2 separate regions of the Homo sapiens genome follow, and region 1 is linked to region 2. A link is a contact called in ENCODE Hi-C data. All regions are on one chromosome and are shown on one strand. The core of a region is the stretch at or near the end of the contact, and the rest is flanking DNA. Distances in the headings are between cores, read along the strand shown.

The links. Hi-C counts contacts between places; a loop is a spot of excess contacts on that map. Pooled maps may share reads with other maps.
Region 1: a loop to region 2 is called in a map with no recorded cell type, with 2.6 times the contacts of the local background. The contact joins the promoter of RGS2-AS1 here to the promoter of RGS13 in region 2. A Hi-C loop is called at or near these places in 2 of 37 single-sample maps with no recorded cell type and 7 of 50 pooled maps.

What each region holds. Positions count from the first base shown.
Region 1 is chr1:192,946,954-192,949,693 of GRCh38, forward strand. RGS2-AS1 (RSG2 antisense RNA 1) reads right to left here and starts at 1,304. Exons shown (of 3, transcript NR_126003.1): 1 at 1,150-1,304.
Region 2 is chr1:192,634,697-192,637,396 of GRCh38, forward strand. RGS13 (regulator of G protein signaling 13) reads left to right here and starts at 1,451. Exons shown (of 7, transcript NM_002927.5): 1 at 1,451-1,621.

The DNA of each region.
Region 1 (2,740 bases), core at 54-2,553, 310 kb after region 2:
GTACTCCTCATTCATAGCAATCCTCCCAAGTATAAATAAATTACTTATTATATAAATGGTTGTCATTTGTCTCCCTCAAAAAATTAAGCTCCCTGAGGGAAAAGAACATTCATAATATTTAATATTTGTTAGATGAACAAATGGATCAATGCTTCTTAAATTTATTTTCTACACTGCCACTAACCTAATCTTTCTAAAACAAAAACAGAGTCATGTCACTTTACTGTAAAAAATCCTTCAATGGAAAAAAGAAAAAAAAAGGGAGGTCTACAGTGGATTCCCACTGCCTTAAGCTATTGATTTTATGTCTAAACTTCTTAGCATGAAAGACAAGGTTTTCTAAGACCTGGTCTACTTACCTCTACAGCTTTGTTTCTTTAGCTGACTGCTCAATATCACTGCTCTCCCTCAACTTAACTGCAAATAAATTCAATACTTCAGAAATAACAAAGGAGGAAAAACACTCTTTTAATATTTTATTATGCTCAAATAATTTAAAAATATATAAATAAAATGATTAAATAAAGCCCCAAACCTTTTTTCAAATAAGCACCCTAAATTATCTAAATCACCTAGGATGCTTGTTTTCCTAAGAACCAAGGAATATTTCAGGTGATTTAGTATAAAGTATAGCATGCCCAGACAAGATCCCATAACAGGAGTTACTTACCTGGTGCTGCTTATTTTGGATATCAGAATTTTAAAGGAAATGAGGTCCATTTGGTTTAGGCATCTATATATATATCAGTACGTAGAGGACTAAATGAGGGTTTAAAAGAATTTGTTGAATATAACTGAACCAACTCTAAAATGAAAAATATATAAGATGGAATGATGATTAAATGGAAATGCTTAACTCAGTAAATGATCAGTTTCTTATTTCTAATGGACCCAAGTCTGCAATTCAAAGTTGGGAAGAGGCAGACAGTATGACATGAAATACTCTGTGTATTATATCAATTACACCTCAAGAGAAGAATTTGACTTTGCAAATTACAGAACTAGTAAGAAAACATTTTTTTTCTTTCATACGGGTTTAGTCTGTCCTTAAAAGGGGGCTTTGGGGGTAGATATTGGATTCAACTGTTATTTGTCAGACAAGTGAAAGAATAAAGAGAAGTGTGTGACACAGTGGTGGAGAAGCCTTACCTGGGACCAATCTGAAGTGCCTGTTGTGTTCTGCAGTATCATAAGTCGCCAGGGTCTCTCTGTCTGGCATAGCCATTCTCATTCCCAAAGTGCTTCAGGGATTTGGATCAAATCCAAAGACTATTCTGCTTGTTCATTCTGAACAGATTAATTCAGATTTGGCTAAAGATACTGCTGAGAAAAGAAGCGTGAATCCTAAGGGAACATCAACTTTCATGACTAAAGATAGAATTACCTGAAAAGTACATGGGGAGCTATGGGCAGAGTTAGAAGTTTATATTCTTACAAAGAGATCTAAACTTAAAGGAACAAGGACTGGGGAGAACTATAACTGCCTATGACAGTCAGTTTCTTACATGGTTTTATTTTAAACTATGCAGAAAAATTACACAGAAATGGCTCTTTCGGCCAGGCACGGTGGCTCACGCCTGTAATCTTGGCACTTTGGGAGGCCGAAGTGGGTGTATCATTTGAGCTCAGGAGTTCGAGACCAGCCTGGGCAACATAGCGAAACCTTGTTTCTACAAAAAATACAAAAATTAGCCAGGTGTGGTGCACCTATAGTTCCAGCTATTTGGGAGGCTGAGGTGGGAGGATCTCTTGGGCCCGGGAGTTTGAGGCTCCTGCAAGCCAAGATACTGCCACTGCACTCCAGCCTGGGCAAGAGACCCTGTCTCAAAAGAAAAAGAAATAGCTTTTTTTTCTCACCCTACATTATAATTTTCATCAGCCACCTCCAACCAATCAGTAAAATCTAATATATCTGTGCAGTCTTCTGTGTAATTAATACGATAAACAAAGGGGCAGAGCAGTAAAGAGAAATGAGAATTGTCCCACATTTTCCCATTTTTGGTACTCATGAGAACAGAGATGCTACCTCTCAGGGGTTTCGGACTAGCAAGGAGGAAAAATTTTGCCCGTTAGTGGAGCTAGAGATGATGAAAAGAACTTGATTTAGAGAAAAATTGCTAGATAGACAACTTGAGATTGGATATATAATACCCTTCTATTTTACCCTAAAATGCCAGCCTAAAGACTTTTAAGGAGAAGCAAAAATTGACACCTTTGTTTTAACAGATGTATTGAATAAATTATAATGTAATATCCATTCCAGCTCTTATCAAGGTACTGGTCATCACAATTAAGTAGTTTGGATGAGGGCACTGACTTTGGGCTAAGAGAATCTTCTTTTTTTGCCTCAGCTGTTCTGTTTCTGTTAAGACACTGTCTGGGCTGAGATATTTAAATCTGGTTTCAAGGCTGAGTGTGGTGGATCATGCCTGTGATGCCAACACTTTGGGAGGTTGAGGTGGGTGGCTTGCTTCAGTCCTAGCCTGGGCAATGGAGACAAAACCCAAAAAATACAAAAAATTGTGTCTACAAAAAACTAGCCAGGCATGGTGACATGCACCTATAGTCCCAGCTACTTGGAAGGCTTAGAGGGGAGGATCAGCTGAGCCCAAGAAATGGAGGCTGCAGTAAGCCATGATTGCACCACTGCACTCTAGCCTGGACAACAGAGCAAGACCCTGTCTCAAAAAAAAAATCTTGCTTCAAGGTTCTATGCAGATGATTCTTTGCTTGTAAACCC
Region 2 (2,700 bases), core at 201-2,700:
CCCTAACCTGACAGCTCTGAATTAGTCTGATCCACCTATGTGCCGTACAAAGCATTATATTGCTATGATTTCATAAACTGAACTTGAACTACACTTTTTCAGAGAAACAAAACCATGTTTAGAAATCTGCCACAAATATCTACACATTGCTCTTGAATTCCTCCAGGAATTTCCACCTACTCGTGCTGTTACTCTTCACTCTATGATTTATTTGTTTTTCAGTCCCTGTCGATACTTAAGTTTTACTCTGTAGGGAGATTCTCATGTTTGACTCCATTAAACAAGCTTTGAAACTGACACTCGCACAGGGTGTTACTTCCAGAATCTTCCTGCCAGCTCCTTGCATCCACACCATGAGAAAGAGCAAACATTCCAAATCCCAAAAAAATGAATTATTTGGGGTGAGGAAAAGTCTTGACTATGACACTGAAGATTTCCTGAAGAGATCCAGCATCCAAAATGTCCTGAGTGGGGAGGAAATCGCACACCTAGCACCCAGAGAAAATGAGTGCTATCCACAAACAACCCAGATCCTCCCAAGCTGAGGCTAACCTGCCCTTCACTTCCTACATTATTGCTACATCTACGCAGCTTCTGACTTTCCAAAGTTTCCTTTCCTTTTCTAGTCCCAAACTTATCTCTCAGGTTTGAGAAATTCAATTTTCTTGGGTTTGAATCTCAAAATTATAAAAGACAAGTAAGGTTAATCTTCTATCTCATTGGGCCCCTAAATATTTTAAGAAACACTCCATCAACCACATTTTGATCTTCTTTACTGCTGTTTTATTCTAGCATTTCTTTACTCCTACCTCTCTGTTTCTCTCTCTCTCTCTCCCCCCAAACCCCCCAACTCCCCCACCCCTCCCCACACACACACACAATTGGAGTAAATCCAGGACAAGGGCATTCACAATCTTACCATATTCTGTATTCATTAGACCTTATCTTAAGCACTGTGTTCAATTCAGATTTTGAAGGCATGTTAACAAACTGTAGAACAACGGAGTCCAGAACTGCTGTAGAGGACCAGTTGAAGGAACTAGAGAGGTATAACTAGAAAAGATACTTTTTTAGATCCTTCAGTTGTTAAAAGTCCCTAGTAATCTATTACAAACAGATTGATTTTAATAGTTCTCAACCATTTGCTAACATGTGTTTGCAGTGATGTCCTATGTGTTTGTACTCAGTTCTCTGTCTTTTTTAAAAGGGAATTTTACTTTAGACTATACATTTTCTAAAACTAGAAAAATTATTTTGGAGAAAAAGATTTGAGTATTACTTTGAAGATTTCATGAAGCTGCTGCTTCCAATCATCTGATCACTTCAGATGGTCTGATAATGTTAGATAAAACCTCTTTATCAGTAATGCACTGGAGTCCTACAGCACTACTTTCCATATTCAACAAAACCTCTCTTTGCATAGATACGTGTGTGTAAAAACAGAACATTCATACTGAGGCCAGAGTGCCATCGAAGGTAATTATAGAGACAGTAAAATCCTTTTACTCTGGGAAAAATAAAATGCTGGGTGTCTCACAAAATTTCAGAACCTGATTTCAAACGGATCATAACAAAGAGGAGATCAAATTTAGCATGGTGGACTGCTCGACAGGATATATTTGTAAGTATGAGATTCTATAAAATAGTTGATAAATACAAGACTATTGGCTTGCTATAAATCACTAGCAGATGCTGATTTCAATGGTAGAACTTCTGGGAGTGTTAACAGAGGTTTTTCTAAGAAAAAAAGACAAACTAACAAACACATATTCTTTTGCCTGGCTTTCTATATTTAAAACAAAACTTAGAGTCACTCCTTATATAAATAAATCTTCTAAGTTGGGCAACAGAGGAAATGCTACAGTTTTAAAGTATATTATTTCATTTTATGTTTTTGTGTATATTTTCATTTTAAATGTTTTTCATTTTATATGTTTAGATAAAAACATATTATAAAATCAGACATAGCTGAATTATTTGTTTCAAAAATCATGCATTACCAAATTATTAGTTCCATCCTTTGTTAACTGTACTGAAGCCAGGTGTGGATTATTATAAGGTTTATCTGAAACATTGTTAATCTTGATTTTGTAGAATTTTTTTATTCTTTTATGTTATGCTTAAGCACAACTATGCACAAATTTCTTGAATTTTTTAAAGGACAAGAAATTTGTGTGCTGTGGTCAACAAAAGCTCACTAAAATATAAATTGCTCCAAATTTTACTAAATTTTATGTAACATGCTATATCATAAAATAAAGAAACATATTTAAATGCAGATATATGTAAACAGACAGAATTGCTTTAAGAAAATTTATTTATTTTCATAATACTTTAAGATTTCATTTAAATAATGGAGGAAACAAATCTAATTCTGGCATACTACTAATACAACTCAATCCATTACCAATGCATTTATAATCACTCTGAGAATTAGATTCTATCGGTGAAATGTATTTCTTTCAAATAATTATCAGGAGAAAACAGTGGAGGCAAAATCATCGTGGAGACCTAAACTTGTTCTAAACACTCTATGTTTCGATTGTAAAAGTACACACTAGTTTTACCAAGAGGGTATTGAAAAACAAAAAAGGAAAGCAAATTAATACACAATATTAAGATAAATATAGATTATTTAAATAAAAAGTAATGGAAAATTACAAATTAAAACAGTAAAGAAATTTTTATAATAAGCCATGA